Regions from separate parts of the Homo sapiens genome. Here regions 1, 3, 4, 5 and 6 are each linked to region 2. The links are chromatin contacts, found by Hi-C or POLR2A ChIA-PET in ENCODE. All regions are on one chromosome and are shown on one strand. The core of a region is the stretch at or near the end of the contact, and the rest is flanking DNA. Distances in the headings are between cores, read along the strand shown.

Region 1 (2,925 bases), core at 3-2,502, 8.3 Mb after region 2:
TGCAGATACAAATGTCAGAACTGCAGTATGAAACGACATCTAGAAGTTTACAGTCATCATAAACCAGAAAATTGGTAAAACCAAGAAATGTCAGGTTCCAAGATTTGGAAGGGTTTTGGGGAGGACAACTGGGGGCAAGTGATAAACTGAATTTATATTATCAAATTATCATGGAGCTAGGAGTAAATTGTAAAAATAAACTTTGCAGGTTCAAATTCAAAATTGAAGAATTTTCAAAAAGTTGAGGGTATATAAAATCAGGCAGAATCTATAGTGCTATGAGCACTAGACCAGGAATCCGAACACTTGGGCTCTTGCTATGGCTCCAACCCAAACCACCATGTGACCTTAAGCAAGTCACTTGCCTTCTTCAAGCCTATCTCCTTATCTTTAAGGGACGGGAGAACAATGATGATTACTAAGATTCTTGCCGGCCTAACCTTTTAGAAGTCAAAAGTACACAAAGATCAGGAGCTTTCAGGTCGACACAAGAGGTGGAGGGAAAGAGAGGAAAAGAGGGCCACAGAGTGAGAAAACTTGGGAGTCAAGTAACAGCGTTTGTGGGAACAGAAAAGTTTCATGATGGCCAAGTACTAGTAGAGAAGAGCCGATGTCAGGATCTCGAAAAACTACTAACTACTCAGCATATGTCAAAATGAACAGAAAGACGGGGGATGGGAGGACAGATATCAACGAATTGTCTCTGTTAATCAATCAGTAATCGATCTGTCCTGGTAAACAGACAGGAGATCCGAATGCCGCAACCTCGGAAATCACTGTGACCCCTGATGTCAAGGTGTCCGGGAGGCAAGGAACAAGGGGACTCCGTGTCTGCTTCCGTCTAGTGAGAGGATTCGGAGAATCGACGAAAAGTGAGGAAGGGGGCAGAGGAAAGGGGATCTGGGACATGGAGCAGGCTGGCGGAAGGTGGAGTCAATGCCTGACTCCCGCCCGAAGGCAGGCAGAGGGGTCGGTGTCCGGGGCCCGTTCTCACCATCTTGATGATGCCCCGCTGCACGGTGGGGACCGCGGGTCCCCCGGAGGAGCCGCCGCTCTGCGCGGAGGACGCCATGTGTGGAGATGCAAAGGCAACGAGTGGAGCGGCTGGCCGGACTGGAGGTGTCAATGTGGGTGTCGGTGTTGGTGAAAGGGAGTCGAGGCGAGGGGCAGGCTGGCTACCAGCTGCGGACGGTGGACGGGACGGACTCGCCGGGCGCTCACAGGAGCAGCAGCGGGACACGGAGCGAAAGAGACGCGATCTCCGCCGCCGCCACACGTTCTACTCGCCGCGCAAGCGTGCCAGAGCGCCACCGCCCTCCGCCCAATTAGCGCCCAGAGCCCGCCGGCCCTCAGGCCAATAGGCACCCTGCTCGCGGAGCCCCGCCTCTTGGTCCCCAAAACGGTGGTGAGTTCCAGGAAGCGCTGAAAGAGTTGATTTGCAAGGATGGGCTAAATATGGGGCGGGACTTCCGGGGCAGCCGGAGTAGGTAATGTCGGGAGGTGTAGTGGGAAGGAAAGGACACGTCAGCATCTGGCCGCGGGGCGCGGGGGGCCATGGGAGCCCCAGGGGCGGAGCCAGCCGCGCCCTCCCGCCTGACCTCGCCCATGACGTCCTTCCCCGCTGGCCTCAGGGGCGCACACTTGTATACCCACCTAGGTGGGCGCCGCTGTACCCGGGAATGCGGCCTGGGAGGGTGGAGCCACGCAGGCAGAGTCCTGGAGGAATCTCCGTACCCGCTCCACTCGACTTCCGACATTTTACCTTGGCTAAAAGTATGGAGAGAACTTGGAAAATCAGAGCTTTGTGGAACCTCCTACCGATGTGGGCTTTGACCTGCCACGCGGCCGCGCGCCCTTTTTGTAGTCAGAGAGTGTGCCTCGCCCTTGTTTGTGTCGCTGGGGTCTAGCACTTGTGAGGCGTTCCATTAATGTTTGTTGGTGGGAGGAATAAATGTCTCAGAGGAAGGACATGCCACGTATACAGGGGAGAGTGACCCTCGTTCTTCGGTCTCTTCCCAGCTGCTCCCGTGACGTTAGGGAAAAGGCTCGCTTCACGCTCTCACCCGACCCAGTGTGAAGCGCCTCCAGCCACCGGATACCTTCCCTAGCCCCAGTAAAAAGGTCGGGGAAGGAACGGGAAAGCCAAGGCCTACAAATATTTAAGTGACTGTTTAGCGAGAACTAATATTCGTTGAGTGCCCACTATGTGGAACCAAGGACCTTGCATGTGTTATGTCATTTAATCGTAAAACTTGGCTCTACACTGAAGACAGTACTTCCCTTGCAGTTCTTTTTGTTTCTTTGGTTTTGTGGCTTTTTTGAGACAAAGTCTCGCTCTGTCGCTCAGGCTGGAGTGCGGGGGCACGATCACGGCTCACTGCAGCCTTGACACTCCCAGGCTCAAGCGATCCTCCTGCCTCAGTCTCCGGTGTAGCTGGAGCTGGTACCACGGGTCCGCGCTACCACGCCCAGCTAATTTTTTTTTTGTAGAGCTGAGATTTCACTATGTTGCCCAGGCTGGTCTCCTGGGCTCAAGCTATACTCCTACCTCGGCCTCCTAAAGTGCTGGTATTACATGCATTAACCACAGTGCATGGCCCCTTGCTCTCTTAAAAGATTGTAAGTTTATTCTCCCACACTAAACATATCCCAGGGTTAAGTTTTGAGGTCACCTTCTTAGATCCCTAATTTGCCACCCTTTTCCAAAAAAAAAAAAAAAAAAAAAAAAAACCTCTGTGGAAGTTGGTTCCATCAGATTATACCCCTCTCTATCTCGTGGCTTTTTATCTACCGTACCCCTATTTCTACCGTGTCATTCATTGAAATTGTTAACACTTGGTGCACGGTCTTCAGCCAATAATCCTGAAATACTTCAATATCTACGAGCATGACTTATCCCATACCCTGACCTCTTTGCTCCTTGAT
Region 2 (2,918 bases), core at 218-2,717:
AGGTGCTAGGATTACAGGCATGAGCCACTGCACCCGGCCAAAGATATAAATCAAGAGCTCTCAGCATGATGTAACTCAGAAATCACACAGGTGGGAGTGTGTTGGAGAAGAGATGGAGATTCTAGGACTTGCCTAACAAATTCCCCCTTGAGATTTGTTTCCAGAAATCGTATCACTATTGGGTATGTGGATTTGTATTTCTAATTATCAGGGAGTAAAATTAACAAATGACAATCTAGGTAGATGTTAATATTTGGAGGGATTTCTTCTGATTTGAAACCCATTTGCTATTCTACTCTAAATGATAGCAAAAAAAAAAAAAATACATTTCCAAACACTATTGACATCCCCATTTTACACAAGTGGAAAACTGAAGCAGAAGGGGGTTCAGTAACTTGCCCAAGAAGACACAAAATTAGCAAGAAGTGGGACCTGTATCGCAAACTAAACAATTTGGCTCCAGAGTCTGTTTGGAACCCCTACACTGTACGGCAATGGTGGTAAAGTAGCTTAGTTAATGTGTTTAGTGGGTTACAAATAATAGATTATATATATGAGTTTTATATATAGTAATAGTTATATATGTATATATATTATACGTATATTTCTAGCTCCAATAAGAGCTTTTATTGGATCTATGTTCATGTGCGCATGCCTGGATCATTAGGGTTGTGAGGAACAATTCAAGTGGTAGCTATGCACTATGGCATTACAACTAAACCCTAGGAAGAACAGAACTGACTTCACCAGAACAGTCCTGAAGTTTCAAACCATTAAAAACAAACAGTAAATTTAAAAAACGCAAATTGTACTAGACAGTTTGGTTTGCTCCACTTTACGGCATCAAACTGAATGCCTGGACGTCATTTGCTGGTCAGGAAGATGAGTTAATTTTTTTTTTCCTGCCACACACTTAAGTTTTTTGCTCCAGGGAACATTATACATAGTGTTAACACACTCAATTTACATTGTAGTTTTAGTGTTGAAGATTTCCTGGAGGGCAGGAATAGCGTTATTCCATCGTTTTTAGCCCAGTCAGACTGGATGACGGAGAGAGGGAGGGGTGAAAAGGAGGGAGGGAAGGGGAAAAGGCAAGGAAGAAGGAATTCAAATTAAACACTCTTCCTATACATTTTTAGAAGCTGAGCAAGATGCCCTCCAAGATTATGTTTTTTAAAAAGTAAAGTTTTTCCCATTAATGGTGGTGCAGAAGCGTCCTAATCCCATCGAAAGTACTCTCACTCTTCCTCCATTCGCTGTCTTGACCTCCCCCGGGCCTCCTTCATTCTGCCTCCCAGTCCCGCCCACTTGTCGCCGGCTCCTACCCTCCACTCTAGCCTTCCCGGCAGCCTGTACATTGCGCATGCGCACTAGTGGCGTTCGCGCCGCGGACCCAGAGAGAGGCGTTCCGCGGAGGAGAAGAGGAAGAGGAAGTTGGGGGAGGGTCCTAGCGGGGAGTGAACCGGAAGTGTAAAGGTTCCTGCCTCTCCTCGGCCAGGCGGAACCTCTCTGCTGGGCCCGGTGGCCGCAAAAGAACTTTCTTTCTCCCGCCCGAACGGTCGCCGCGGCCAACTGCCTCGCCCGCCTGGCAGCCTAACCCTCCTTCTCTTCTTCTCCTCTCCGGCTTCGCGCGGCCCTGCCTCCCTCTCGCCCGGCGGCATCCGCTTGCTGCTGCCACCGCCTCCTCATCTTCTGCCCGGCCAACCGGCCTGCCCCGCTGCAGTGATGTGCGACAAGGAGTTCATGTGGGCCCTGAAAAACGGAGACTTGGATGAGGTGAAAGACTATGTGGCCAAGGTAAGCGGGGATGAGAAGAGTAGGCGAGAACACGGAGGTGGGCTGGAGATGAGGCTGAGGAAGCTGATGGGAGCTGGACTGCGGGGATGGGGGTGGGCGGGAGGAGAGACTTCCTGGGTGGAGGCGGCACCAAGGAGAGAGGGGCGTCTAGGGAGGAGCTAAACTGAAAGAAGGGTCCAGGTAACTTGGTAGCGTTCTGTGTCAGGTAACTGCTGCGTTAATACAGTTAGGCGCTACCTGACTTCCTGGCCTCTTGGGGGAGGGGAGGAGTGGTGTCTGGCTCATCCAGAGTTTCTTCTGCGCACTGATCATTTGAGTTTGGCCCTCTTCTACACCAAAGTTACTTAAACCTTTCTTTGAATGAGGTAATTCTCCATCTTGGACTTACCCATTACTAAATGAAGTAACCTAAGTAATTAGGATCAGAGGAACATGTTTTTTAACTCTCGGCCTGGTGTGAAGTTGAAGAATTCATTGACCGTGAAAAGAGTACCGAAAATAGAAATAGTTAAAATTCTGAAACTGAGTATCACTTCACTGTGGTGTCTTAACTTTGGGTGTGGCCTTTTTCCTTTCCCCCACCACAACAAATACATATTTGCTTCAAGTGGTAAGGTTGTCAACTGGCATCTGGGAATGTTTAAGGTATCTGAATAGTTTTTAAACAAGCATGTTAACTTCAGTTATTCCATTCTTCTCCCTGATTTCACCTGAAATGCTTACATGTGTAGTAAATAGCAATGCAGTTTAGTGGCAGTGTATTTGGGGGGTAAAATCATGATGAAGAAAGACAAACTCAAACCTCAGCCCCAAATATAAAACTGAATCGACATTGTGGCAGAGTGGGAAACTTAAAATTCCAAGCTAGCCTGTCTTTCCATCCTGAAACTGTGCCTTTGTAATTATGAGAGAACTTAACATGTGATTTTAATTTAGTGATAATCTAAAATGAATCTTCCAAAACAAGTATAATTTTATGACAACCACGGATGGCATCTTGCTCACCTTCTAAAAGTGTGAGAACCCAGTCTAGATTTTAACTCTTCAAAGAATAGGACCTGACCTGGGTTTTTGCTTCAGAGGCTGTGTTAGGAAGCAAGTAAGCGAAGCAGTTTCTTAAA
Region 3 (2,957 bases), core at 344-2,843, 5.0 Mb after region 2:
ATCCCCATACCTATGTATGACTCTCGGGCAGTCATGTAACACGAACAAGCTTTGGCAGTGGTGTGAGACTTATTTGTAAATTGCCAGTGTCAACATAATTCTTTTCTCATTGGCATTGCCTAGTTAAGGAGTCAAGTCTCACTGTGGTTTGTTCTCTCTGTGGTTTCCGTAGGGTTGGGGAGAAGGCTACAGAAAAACGAACCCTTTCTAGTTTTGACTGTCTAGGGAGTAAAAAAAAAAAAGCCTGTCATCTTTCTGAATTAGGATATAAGACGCCTGCCCTGAAGGTGGCAAATCAGACTTCCACACGCATTGCCTTCATTTAGCCAATAGCCCGCTCTGAATGTGTATATTACGATGTGCAGTTTCATTCATCAAGGGGATTTCGGGCTCCAGCAGCACGCAGCCTCCAGTCTTGAGTGACTCCTGGGCTTTGGCTCAGCAGTAACTCCTCCATAAAAACAAGTGTGTGCATCTGGCTGTTAGAAGAATTCATGCTCATCCGGGTAAGGATAAACTGGAGAAATTATTCCTTTTTTTCCCTTTGGGTGGTTTTGAGGTTTTAGAAAAATTGATCCTCTCTTTGAGAAGAGTTCAGAACTATTTGTCTGAAGTTTTTCCATCCAAACTGCTTTATCGTATTATCCACTGTCTTACCCTTTTCCTGTGAAATCTACCCTCTTCAAAACATAGTTTCATTTTCAAATTTTAAAAGATAAGATTCCATTTTTCTTTCCGTGCATGAAACTTTAAAAATTAAATCACCACAGTTGCTACTGGCTTAGAAGTGGGGTCTTATATTTTTAGGAAGTATACTTTAAAAGTTAGGCAGAGGGGAAATCTATGTTTGCATTTGATTTATGAAACAGTGACTGTTACATTAAAGGGCGGATTTTCAGACATACTACTTGATCTGCTCTGACAAGCTATGAGCTCTCTCTCTCTGCCACTTTTCTCCCGAACTGTGTTCTAATGGTGGAATCAGCTCATCTTTTTTCCTTAGGCATGTGGTTTAGTCTGTGTACATTCAGCGCGGTGGCATTTTTCTTGAAGAAGTGACTAAGGCTTCTTGGATGAATTCTGTCTTTGAAAGAGGTAGTAGAATTGCATCAGAAAGGCATTTACAGTAAATGGCTACCCCCCCTTCCTGTAATGACCGCATGTGAAAGAATGCATTAATTCTTGTTTTGAGGAAATGAGAGTTGTAGAGTTCTATGAAAAACTCCCTTTTTTATCATTAGTTAGCCAGGTTTGAATGTTCACATTTTAAAAATCAGGCTCATTTTGTGCTATCTAAATAAAAGTCACAAAGATACAGCTTTCCACTCCATGTTCTATGTGGAGTAACCAATCATCCTGAACTCAAAAAGAGGAAATTATGTTGAATATGGCTACAGTTAATGGCATAAGCCTAAACTAAATTAATTTCTTCATAGTCTTTTTTTATATTAAGTTACTGTGCTTCCTAGCTATGTTGCTGATTTGTCCATCAGGATTTGATTCTCAGTGCGACGGACGATGAAGACTAAAAGGAAACTCCCATAGATGATCTGGTCAGGAGTTCTCATGGAAGCAGTACCGCCCCCTAGGTGACAGAGTGGAAATTTATGAGGGTATTCTGGTGGTACAATGAAGGATTTTTCTGGTTTTTTTTTGAGATGGAGTCTCACTCTGTTGCCCAGACTGGAATGCAGTGGTGTGATCTCAACTGACTGCAACCTCCGTATCCTGGGTTCAAGCAACTCTCCTGCTGCAGCCACGTGAGTAGCTGGGATTACAGGCCCAAGCCACCACACCCAGCTAATTTTTGTATTTTTGGTAGAGACGGGGCTTCCCCATGTTGGTCAGGCTGGTCTCAAACTCCTGACCTCAGGTGATCCGCCGGCCTCGGCCTCCCAAAGTGCTGGGATTACAGGCATGAGCCACCTCGCCCAGCCTAATGAAGGATATTTCATGAGTGAGAGCGAGAGAACTTAATGTCCCACAGTAGAAAAGAGATAAAGAATTGCCCTGTAGTACACATGACTTTCAGTTATCCTGTTGGACATTCGTGTAGGGAAAGATCAGTTTATAATTTTCTGAACCTAGACTTTATTTTTTCATAAAAATGCAAAATAATTTTTGCATACTTTTAATATACACAGAATAGATTCATTTTCATTCTCTGGTCCACCTATACTACTTCTTTCATTTTCCTGCACTTTTAATATGGAAAGCTTCTAATCTGACTTCTCTTAAATACAAGCTTCTTCTTTATAAGTAAGTTACAAGCATCTATTTGATTACATAGTTAATTGTACCTGAAAATTATTTATATAATGAAATGTGAAGTATTTTTTATTATAAATTGCTTCTTTTAGATTATCTTTTATGTACATTTAGGATATTCATGTTTTAAAGCTGCATGTACAGTAGTTAATATTATCAACAAATTTGATTTTAGAGTAGTAAATGGGACATGACAGAATTTTTTTGTCATATAAAGAGAGCTATGAGAATAATGGATAGGGTTTTGAACCAATGAACCAATCCGTGCCTCAGCGTTTAAGGAAGGAGGGTATGCAAATTACCCAGATAGGAGGGATGCTTATCTTCTTCATGAAGTTCCCCAGGGAAGATTTCACGTGTACCTCATTAATTTGTATTAGTATTTTGAAATCTTCATAGTAAGCTAGTTCTTCTGTATTAATATTTTCTAGGAGTCTTCATATGTCACTCTAAAAACATGACCGGGCCAGGTGCAGTGGCTCATGCCTGTAATCCGAGAACTTTGGGAGGCCGAGGCAGGTGGATCACTGAGGTCAGGAGTTCAAGACCAGCCTGGCCAACATGGTGAAACCCCGTTTCTACTAAAAATACAAAAATTAGCTGGGCATGGTGGCAGGTACCTGTAATCCCAGCTGCTCGGGAGGCTGAGGCGGGAGAATCACCTGAACCCGGGAGGCAGAGGTTGTAGT
Region 4 (3,187 bases), core at 475-2,974, 5.6 Mb before region 2:
GAACTGTGAGAATTAAATTTCTGTTGTTTAAGCCACCCAGTTTTTGCTATTTTTTTTTTACAGTAGCCCAAACTGAGAGTGTACAAAGGCATAAAAGACAGTAAAGTGTGTTGAGAGAAACATACGTAGATAGTTGAGGGGAGAATTAGGTTCATGGCTGAGACTGGAAAAAGGGGGTATGATCTAACAGTAATACGCTGGGGAGAATTTAGCAAGGCCTATTTGTTCTGATTCTTCTCTGTGTACCTGTGTCTTCAAAGATAAGGGCATTCCTTTCCTCGATCCTATACTTACAGGATGAGCACCTCTCACTGAAGGGTCTTATACAGAAGAAGGTCAAACAATTCTTTTATGGCCTGCTTCAGGGGAGAAAAGTGGGAAGACACAAAGTGACTTTCCTGCTTCAGTTGTTTCCTCTAATGCCAACGAGTCATATTTTGCGGCAGTGTGTCCTGAATCTCATCAACAGCGGAGTAAAAATTGGAGTGTCTAGAACAGGGGTTCTCAACCTTTAGTGCAGAACTTGTTAAAAACACAGAATCCTGGGAACTGCCCCTTCCCGCAAGAGTCTCATTTGTTCTGGAATTAAGCTGTCATCTTCACTTGTTAACAAGTACTCCCATGTTGGTTGCAATGGAGGTCACCACTATACCAGACTTTGAGAAACAGTGGTTTAGAGATAAAGGATTGAAGACCAGGTGGGATTAGAAAAGACCTTGAACCCACACTAAGGACTTTGGCTATTATTTTGAAGACAATGAAAAACCTTTAATGGGCTTTAAGCAGGTGAGTGATATAATCATATTTGAACTGTTAAAAGACCACTTTATAGCAGAATGAAAAATGAACTGGAAGAAGCTAAAATTAAAGCTAAAGAGAACCATTAGGAAGTTATTGCCATAATCTGTAGGCTCCTAAAAGAACAAACCAAGATAAAGGATGGATTTGGAAAGCTTTAGAAAGTAGAAATTGGCAGCAGTTGGTGGTCCATTGACTGTAGTAAGTGAGAGAGGAGGAACCAAGCCAGGTTTTTGTGCTTGGGTGACTGGTTGAATAGTGATTTCAGTCATTTAGATTTGAGTGGTAGGTTTGTGGAGAAAAGTAGTGCGGTTTAGGAGATACTGAATTTGACACGCCTGTGGAGTATCCAGGTGGAAATGTTTTTCTTACTAGATAGTGAACCCCTCATGGGCAAGTTCGTCTATCCATCTGCAGCACCAGAACCTAGTAAAGCGCCAGAATGAATGAACCAACCAACCCATCAATGGATCTGATACTATTGGCCCCATTTTGCAAAGGGCTATGCTGAAGCCCAAGGGACGAAGTGAGGGGGGTCCACAAGTTAGCGACAGCTCTGGGACTCGAACCCAGGACAGCTGACTCCCGCCGTGACCACGGGATCCGCGCGAGGCCCTCCCCTGCCGCGCCGGCCAGGCCCGCACCCCCTACCCTCAAGCCGCGCCGCCGCCTGCACCCACGACCCCTGATGCTTGGGTCCCCGCGGCTCTCGGCCCAGCGCGACTCCAGAGGCTCCGCCCAGCGCCCCGGGCCCCCATCCCGACTCCCACCCCGCTCGCGCGCTCAGTCCCAGCGACCCGCACTGCGCTCCCCGCCTGGGCGCCGCTGCACTCACCACGGCTGGTCCAGCTCGCGGCTCTGCCTTTCCTGTGTGCTCCCTCCAGATTCCCCGGCTCGTTCAAGGGAAACCGCTGCCGCCGCCCTCGGGTTCCGCCGCGGGGCTGCGAGCGCGCGCGGGCCAGTTCGGGCCGGGGGCGGGAACCGGCTCGGATGCTCAGGGACGGTGGGGGTGGCAGGGCCCACCGGCTTGAGGCTGCCTTTCCCGGCGTTCCCTCGTTTATTGGCTCACTCTTCCTTTCATCCATCCATCCTTTGCGCAACAATATTTGATGGGAAGCCTGCCAAGGTAACACTGTTTTAGCACCTGGAACTAAGTCGGAAAATAAATTAACTAAATGAACAAGGCCATTGGAGATGGTGCTCCGTGCCACGAAGAAAATGAAACGAGGTGATGGAAGGCAGTGCGGGAAGGGGGAGAACTGTGTGAAATTAGGCGGCCTGCGCTAGGCCTTCTGAGTAAGGGGCCATTGGTCTGAGACCTGGATGTCAAGAAGGAGCAGCTGAAGCAAAGATCCAGGGGAGAGAGCCTGGAGAGGGAAGGGCCCGTGCAAAAGCTGAAAAGCCTGGGGCACTCTGGCGAGTTGCAGGCCAGTGTGGGTGAGACAGAGAGAGCTAAGGAGACAGGCCAAGCGAGGAAGCTGGAGAGGTGGAGACAGGCCACGGCGGCCAGGAGTTTGGACATGACATTAAACAGGGCGAGAAGACATTGCGGGGGTGCAATCAGGGGCTGGTGGGACTGGTTTCCATTTCACACAGCTCTCTGGCCACAGGTGCTTGATTGGATTCTAGAGAACAAGAGAGCAACGGAGAAGCTAGGCCAATGCCAACCTCCAGACAGTTTACATTCTGTACTCGCCCACCAGATTGGTGTGGGGACAAAGCCAGGTCCTTCTTCTTTCCAGCATTCAGTCTGCCAACTTTTTTTTTTTTTTAGACAGGGTCTCACTCTGTGGCTCAGGCGCTAGTGCAGTGGTGCAATCTCAGCTCACTGCAGCCTCTGCTTCCCGGGTTCAAGCAATTCTTGTGCCTCAGCCTCCCGAGTAACTGGGATTACAGGTGTGTGCCACCAGGCCCAGCTAAATTTTTTTGTATTTTTAGTAAAGACGGGGGTTTTGTCACGTTGGCCAGGCTGGTCTCGAACTCCTGACCTCAAGCGATCTGCCCGCCTTGGCCTCCCAAAGTGCTACGATTATAGGCATGAGCCATCGCACCCGGCCAGTCAACCAACATTTGAGTGTGCACTAGGCCCTGCATCAGGCACTGGGGGTATGCTCAGGTACAAGGCCCTTCATGGTTCCTGCCCCATGGAGCTTGCTATCTAGTCTGCACATTTCCTACGTGTAGACATGCATCCTACCTATGTCTCCCTAGGTGAATGCTTCAAAAAAAAAAGGCCGGGGCGGGGACCTTCAATGAGGCTATGGTGCAGTAAACATATTCCTTATGCCAGGGTGCACCAATCCATTGGGCCACACTGTTTAGTAGCAAGAAATTTCTAGCCCTCTCTCCTGAGTCTCCATCTGTAAACTAGGGGACTGAGAACATTACT
Region 5 (3,329 bases), core at 508-3,007, 7.6 Mb after region 2:
AGTGAATGGGGCTTGAGGAGATCATGAAACTTAATTTTCACCATAGTGCCTTATAAAAGGTACTAAAACTGTAAAGTTTTTGAGTTTTCTATCTGCCATGTTACTATCATTTAAAAGTAATGATTTGGCTGGGCTCAGTGGCTCACGCCTATAATCCCAACACTTTGGGAGGCCGTAGTGGGAGGATTGGTTTATCCCAGGAGTTCAAGACTAGCCTGGGCAACACAGGGAGAACTGTCTGTACAAAAAAATAAATAAATTGGCCAGGCATGGTGGTACACACTTGTGGTCCTAGCTTCTCAGGAGGCTGAGGTGGCAGTATTGCTTGAGCCCAGGAGATCAAGGCTGCAGTGAGCCATGATGGTGCCACTGCACCCCAAGTTGGGTGACAGAGCAAGAGTCTGCTAAAAAAAAAATTATTTAAAAAATGGCCTTGGGTACTTTTTTTTGAGCTAGTTGTTCTGCAAGGTGTAGCTCTCTTGCACCTATTCAGGTCCTGAGCCCAGTGGCATGGCAAACACTCTCTGTGTTCCAGAACCAGGAGCACCCAGATTTCCTAGCCAATTAAGAGCTCTCAGCTTTGGGTCTGTCTGATGAGCTGACTTGAGACAAAGATCTTCTGTTTCTAGGAGGACATGGGTTCTAGGTCTCTGTGTATAAGTTGGATGTTATGTTTGCTTTGAGTGTGTTTGATGTGGTCCTGCAGTGTGTGTGCTGTGATTTATTTGTAAGAATTTTTGGACTAATAGTCTTCCCAGCCAGGTGTGGTGGTTCACACCTATAATCCTAGCACTTTAGGAGGCTAAGGGGGGCTAATTGAGCTCAGGAGTTTGAGACCAGCCTGGGCAACATGGTGAAACCCTGTCTCTGCAAAAAATACAAAAATTAGCCGGGTGTGGTGGTGCACCTGTAGTTCCAGCTACTCAGGAGGCTGAGGCAGGAGGACTGCTTGAACCTGGGAGGTCGAGGCTGCAGTAAGCCGAGATCGTGCCAGTGCACTCCGGCCTGGTTGATAAAGTGAGGCCCTGTCAAAAAAAAAAATCTGTTTCCACCATTAGACTGTAATCTCTATGAGGGCAGGGACCCTGTCATTTCTTTGCTCACCAGTTTTATCCCTAATGCTTGGCTCATAGTTAGAGCTCAGTATATATTTATTGAAATAATAATTGTGTACTATCTGTGTCTATGTGTATTTTAGTAGCTACAATTTGTTTGTGAGGCTGAGGTGACAGACAGCTGGTGTTCTCCGAAAATGAGAATCGTCCGAATGATGTATATGATATATCTATGTCTACGTGTTAGTGTTCCGGTTGTGTTTTATGCACGTAATCTGGGAATTTGTGGAGGCACTTCAGAAAATATCAAACACCCACAGTATATCAGATCCTGAGTTACGCCCGGGGCAAAAACGACTTCTTCTGCCTGTCCTGCTAACTTTGGGGAGGATCTGGAGGTGAGATTTTTAAACAGGGTAGAAATTATTTATTTTTATTTTGTATATTAAGAAAAAAAATTACTTTTTGGAGGCCTTCCGGCAAAAACCAGAAAGCCTGCTAGGCAAATTCTAAAAAAGCTGTAACACTAGGGTAGAAATTATTGATGCCAAGTTTACACAAAAGTGGCGAGGGCGATGCTAGGGCAGGGGGCGGAGCCCCGCTCCAGAAGCTACGCCCCGGGGCGCCATTATTTTTTCATTCCGGAACCTTTTATCCCCCTCCCGACCATGTTTTCCTCCGGTCTCTTTTGGGCAACGAGCACTTCCGGAATCTCTCGGCGTGTGAGCTTGGTTGTCCTACCAAAGCCAGCGTTTCGGCTCGCGTGCGCCGGCCTAGTTTGCTCGCGTCCTCACGCGCTTTGGGTTTCCCGGTCTCATGGCCGGCCTGACCTTATTTGTGGGCCGCCTCCCGCCCTCGGCCCGCAGTGAGCAGCTGGAGGAACTGTTCAGTCAGGTGGGGCCGGTGAAGCAGTGCTTCGTGGTGACTGAAAAAGGTAGGGGCGGGGCGGTCGAGGATAGGGCTGGGGTTTCCTGCGATCGAGGGCACCTTCCCAAACTTCAGGGAGCCGTATCATTCTTTACCCTCCCCGAAGAGAAGGGACAGGGAACTGAGTTTCTTTTCCAAACTGATTCTGCTTTAGATGCGTTCATAGGAGTCAGTTTATGAAGGGCAAAGCATTCCCTTACGTTTCTATAGCGCTTTCTGTTGATTATGCGCGCTAAAAATGAAAATAGTTAACTAGAGCATCAGTAAGACTTATTGAGAGTCACCTGATTGGCAGGTACAGTGATCAGTTTGATACAGGTTATCTCATTTAATTTTCTCAGCAATCTTACCGGATGGAGAGTCTTAATGTCATTTTACAGACAGGAATCCGGGATTTAGGGGAATTTAGTAACTTTAAGTTTGTACGGCTGTTAAGTAGTGGACCCCCGATTTGATCCTCAGACCTGGACATCTTAGCCAGGATGCTATCCACTTGTTCATTCATTTATTCAGCAAATACTTAATACCTACTGTGTGCCAGGAAGTGTTGTAGGTCCTGGGGATGCAGCAGTGCACAACACCAAACCAAAAAAATCTTTGATTTTATGTCTTCAAGGTGGGGAAGAGAGCCAATAAACGAGCCAATAAACAAGCCAACCGTGAAAATGATGTCAAATGCTAAGGAGAAAAATAAGCCAGGGAAAGGGGTTAGGAAGTCTATGTGCATGTGTATAGTGGGGAGAGGGGGTGAAGAGTGGCAATATAGATAGGGTGGCCAGAGAAGGACGGACTGAGGTGAGAGAGTGAACACATGCCTCTCCGGAGGAAGAACAATTCAGGAAGAGAAAACAGCAAGCTCAAAGGTACTGAAACAGAGGTGTTTTTGGTATATTGGAGGAGTAGTAAGGAGGACAGGGTGACTGGATTGAAGTGAGTAAAGGGAAGAGAATTAGGAGATGAGATCTAGAGTAGCAGATCATGTAAGATTTTTTTTTTTTTTTAAAGACTGCGTCTTGCTCTGTCGCCCAGGCGGGAGTGCAGTGCCACGATCTCCGCTCACTGCAACCTCTGCCTCCTGGTTCAACCCATTCTCCTGCCTCAGCCTCCCAAGTAGCTGGGATTACAGGCGAGTGTCACTACACCTGGCTAATTTTTGTATTTTTAGTAGAGACGGGGTTTCGCTATGTTGGCCAGGGTTGTCTGGAACTCGAGACCTCAGGTGATCCGCCCGCCTCATGTAGGATGTTATAGACCATTGCAAGGACTTTGGCTTTTACTCAGAGATAGGAAGCCACTGATTTTAAGCAGAGAGCAGTAAGTGTGATCTGGCATTCGTTTTGAAAGATT
Region 6 (3,037 bases), core at 171-2,670, 5.0 Mb before region 2:
ATAGCAGCCTCAGGAAACTAATATGAACCCCCATGAAATTGACTTAATAAAAGTGATAGTGCAAAGTACCTAAACAGTCACCTGAAACTCTATATACCTAGCTATGTTTCAAGAAAGATTTATGGTAGCTTATAGTAATTCACAAAACATTGATAACACCAATAATTCATACGTGAAAAGGAAAAAACAGGAAGGATATACAAAACGAAGCCAACAAGGTTTATGCAAAAAATATATATATGTGTGTGTATATATATATATACACACACATATATATAGCTCTTGCCTCGAGCCAATTAAAATTTGGCTTTAAACCAGCAGCTTACACGTAAAGGAAGTCTTCTTGTTTATATGATTCAGTGGCCATTACATAAAAACAAGCCAACTCCACAGAAACAAGTACAAAAGACAAGACGAAATTTCTCCCAGGAGTTTCGCTCCTTAGGACTTCTTTTCTGGACTGTAGCCATGTATAGGATACTCATTACCCCTTTGTAAACTTAAATGTAGTCACTAGACCCAACTTTATAAGGCTGTTTACTATATCATATAAGGCTGATAACATGTCAAAACTTAACTTGATAAAAGCAAATCCTATAGCATAGATTGATTAGACGTCAAATTCTAACTTAAAAGTAAATTCTGTAGGAGGAAAGAGGGTGTAAATACAATACCCACTAGGTAGGCAACTCACTACCGATATTAATTCCAGGGTACATTTTGAAATATTTATAAAATGCCTTGAACGATACTCAGAAAACGAGTACAGTTTCCTCACCCAAACTATCAAACATTGAGTAAGTGCTGCATACAATGCCTATGGGATGTGGCTTGCTTGAAAACAGATTTAGTATGGGGTGAAATACTCACAATGCTTTCTACTATCTGCCCAGCGAGGTCTAAGATAACTACTGAGGAGACAAACGTTCCATCCCCTACTCCCTGAAGAAGCTCCTGGGTCAATGGGGGAAAGCGCTCCTAACCCAGTAGCAAGGAAGGCTTGCAGCTAGGGATCCTAATTAACTATTAGAAGATGAGCAGATAGATGGAAGGGGAGGGGGATGGCGCCGCAAGTCGGTCAGAAAGACCACACGGCACACGCATCGCCATTGCTTCAGAGCTTTTGGAGGCAGGTCTGTAGCCATTCCCACCAAAACATACTACCGAACCGTGCATGCCCTTCCAGGAGAGCCAGACCTTTCTAACTCTCCCCAGCCCACCACCTCCCCGGGTCCTCCGCACAGGCGGCGGCGCTAGCCTTACTGCGCAGGCGCCAGGTACACCTCGGAGGCCTCAGGAGGGGGAGCCAGTAACTCCGGGTCGTTCACTAGGGCTCCGCTCTAGCTGCCAAGCTTCCGTTTCTCTACTGCTCCCCGTAATAGTTGCCTGCGCGAGCTTGGAGCCGGGTAGAGGGCGGGCCTTCCGGGACGAGGGCGCGTGGGTGAGGAAGGTCAGGTCTAGGTAAGGCTGTCGGTGACTTTGGGGGTCTGCAGCAAGGGGCGATGGCTGCGAAGTCTACGGGGGTCTCCAACCTTGTAGAGTCGCCAGGAATAGGGCGAATCCACTTCATTAGTGACCAGCTCGGGCGGTTCACGTGCATCACACAAATAACTTGGCCTTTTTCTGCCTCAGTTGGGGGATTTCTTAAACGTAGAATACCCGCGTTTCCGCTGCCGTAATTTCCTCTCAGGCGCAATTACTCTCTTCCATATTGGTTAACAGTAGAAGGCTCAGTTTCTCTGCTCATCACACGGCCTTCGGCACTGTAGCTTTGGGTGGTGGGCTGCAGATTAATTTTGTAACCACCTTAAGAAAAATACGGTAAGGTGATATTTAAGAAAAATATTTGCGAAATGCGCTCCCGAGTCAAACATCGGTTGACTTGACAATACTACAGTTTCCATCACAGTCAGGCATGATCGAGTCAGGTGGAGGGAGTTGAAGATTGTTCTTGATGAACTGAATGCAGCTAATACATTTTCAGTGCCGTTGATGCCTCTATGACTCCGTAAAATAATCGGTACCGGGTTTTTTTGTTTTTAAGCATTCTGTTGAGATTGTTTTTATGTTTAGATTGTTTCTATGACAACGTGTGTACACTGTATGTGAATTCCTTGGATCCTGATGGTTATTAGGGTGGGCACTGTGCCGTGAATTTTGCATATTAGCTTCACATCGCAGATAGTATGACTGTCCTCGTGTAGTCGATGAGAGAACCTGGCAGAGAATAAGCACCATTACAAAAACGACGTGGCCATTAAAAGGCAGAGGCGAGATTCCAACCAGCTTTTTTATTCTGCAGCTGGTGCGTTCTGCTAACCAATGGTTTTTGGGAAACTGGAGAAAGCTCTCTCCCAGAACAATTTACACACACACATACATACACATATCGGCATACAGATGTACACTTCCACTGTTTTCAAAACGCTGAAGCACATCCCGGTTAAGAACTCTTGCACTTCATCTTTACCTTTCAAAGAGAAAAGGCAAACCTAATACAAAGCCACTTATTGAAATAATCTTTTAAATGCATCAGACCTATCAAAAAGATCAAAGAAGTTTGCCCTGTTATGCCAAAGTAAAAATATGGGAATTTTCTTCTCATGTGGGCTTAATTTGTTTTGCTCAGCACATTTGAGTAATTTGTTTTTGCTTAGCATTTTCAGCTCCAGTTAACTTTTTTCATGAGAGTACAGTTTTCTTTAGTTCACATTTAAAGAAAGGTAACACTTAAAGTGACTTGTACTCCCCGAGAATGGTTTCATGTGAATCAAAATGTAATTGACATGCACGTTGTAAGAAAAGCTCCCGTGTTATTCTTCGTGAGAGACATGTGTCTGTGCACTGTGGAAGGAAACAACAAAGCAGTGTCATTGGTAATTGTTAAAACCACTTTCAGTTTCCTCCTGTTTAGCAAGTGGGCCTTTGTTTCTAGTAAGGGATTCAGGTTTGAAAAGGCTTATTCCCTTTCTCTGTCATAAAACTTTAGGACTTGGATTTTATGATATAACCATGTTCCAGCCTATTCTAGTGTGAC

What was found. A loop is a pair of places that touch in the nucleus more often than their neighbours do. ChIA-PET counts read pairs that join two places held with the same protein, here RNA polymerase II (POLR2A). Pooled maps may share reads with other maps.
Region 1: a map of CD4-positive, alpha-beta T cell shows a loop between it and region 2 (7-fold over the local background). The contact joins the promoter of SND1 here to the promoter of MTPN in region 2. A Hi-C loop is called at or near these places in 2 of 168 maps with a recorded cell type or tissue (CD4-positive, alpha-beta T cell and naive thymus-derived CD4-positive, alpha-beta T cell) and 6 of 50 pooled maps.
Region 3: a map of CD8-positive, alpha-beta T cell shows a loop between it and region 2 (23-fold over the local background). The contact joins the enhancer-like site here to the promoter of MTPN in region 2. A Hi-C loop is called at or near these places in 1 of 168 maps with a recorded cell type or tissue (CD8-positive, alpha-beta T cell), 1 of 37 single-sample maps with no recorded cell type and 5 of 50 pooled maps.
Region 4: a loop to region 2 is called in a map of CD8-positive, alpha-beta T cell, with 13 times the contacts of the local background. The contact joins the promoter of AGK-DT here to the promoter of MTPN in region 2. A Hi-C loop is called at or near these places in 1 of 168 maps with a recorded cell type or tissue (CD8-positive, alpha-beta T cell) and 6 of 50 pooled maps. POLR2A ChIA-PET finds 5 or more read pairs at or near these places in 1 of 52 experiments (activated CD8-positive, alpha-beta memory T cell).
Region 5: a loop to region 2 is called in a map of naive thymus-derived CD4-positive, alpha-beta T cell, with 23 times the contacts of the local background. The contact joins the promoter of RBM28 here to the promoter of MTPN in region 2. A Hi-C loop is called at or near these places in 1 of 168 maps with a recorded cell type or tissue (naive thymus-derived CD4-positive, alpha-beta T cell), 1 of 37 single-sample maps with no recorded cell type and 5 of 50 pooled maps.
Region 6: a map of CD4-positive, alpha-beta T cell shows a loop between it and region 2 (7-fold over the local background). The contact joins the promoter of MRPS33 here to the promoter of MTPN in region 2. A Hi-C loop is called at or near these places in 2 of 168 maps with a recorded cell type or tissue (CD4-positive, alpha-beta T cell and CD8-positive, alpha-beta T cell) and 6 of 50 pooled maps. POLR2A ChIA-PET finds 5 or more read pairs at or near these places in 1 of 52 experiments (activated CD4-positive, alpha-beta T cell).

Annotation. Positions count from the first base shown.
Region 1 is chr7:127,650,521-127,653,445 of GRCh38, reverse strand. It overlaps SND1 (staphylococcal nuclease and tudor domain containing 1), which reads right to left and starts at 1,252. Exons shown (of 24, transcript NM_014390.4): 1 at 995-1,252. The coding sequence starts at 1,072. It overlaps SND1-DT (SND1 divergent transcript), which reads left to right and starts at 1,614. Exons shown (of 2, transcript NR_186577.1): 1 at 1,614-1,773. RefSeq lists enhancers at 1,034-1,213, 1,038-1,656 and a silencer at 1,454-1,703.
Region 2 is chr7:135,975,908-135,978,825 of GRCh38, reverse strand. MTPN (myotrophin) reads left to right here and starts at 1,467. Exons shown (of 4, transcript NM_145808.4): 1 at 1,467-1,797. The coding sequence starts at 1,726.
Region 3 is chr7:130,958,672-130,961,628 of GRCh38, reverse strand. The region is part of intron 5 of LINC-PINT (long intergenic non-protein coding RNA, p53 induced transcript); the gene reads left to right. Among named protein-coding and RNA genes, the nearest start is that of LINC00513, 47 kb to the right of the region's middle. RefSeq lists enhancers at 374-463, 1,017-1,106, 433-1,632. Within about 2 kb of position 1,593, at least 16 of the 41 ENCODE cell types and tissues checked have a DNase peak (open chromatin) inside an H3K27ac peak, as active enhancers do; they include CD8-positive, alpha-beta T cell, where a contact is called at or near this core.
Region 4 is chr7:141,549,881-141,553,067 of GRCh38, reverse strand. AGK-DT (AGK divergent transcript) reads left to right here and starts at 1,724. Exons shown (of 6, transcript NR_183408.1): 1 at 1,724-1,924. AGK (acylglycerol kinase) reads right to left here and starts at 1,658. Exons shown (of 16, transcript NM_018238.4): 1 at 1,634-1,658. RefSeq lists silencers at 1,414-1,593, 1,774-1,863.
Region 5 is chr7:128,342,336-128,345,664 of GRCh38, reverse strand. RBM28 (RNA binding motif protein 28) reads left to right here and starts at 1,757. Exons shown (of 19, transcript NM_018077.3): 1 at 1,757-1,989. The coding sequence starts at 1,872. It also overlaps the pseudogene RNU7-27P. RefSeq lists an enhancer at 1,617-1,816.
Region 6 is chr7:141,013,335-141,016,371 of GRCh38, reverse strand. MRPS33 (mitochondrial ribosomal protein S33) reads left to right here and starts at 1,420. Exons shown (of 3, transcript NM_053035.3): 1 at 1,420-1,461. RefSeq lists enhancers at 892-1,091, 1,612-1,661, 1,124-1,769, 2,912-2,981 and a silencer at 1,239-1,547.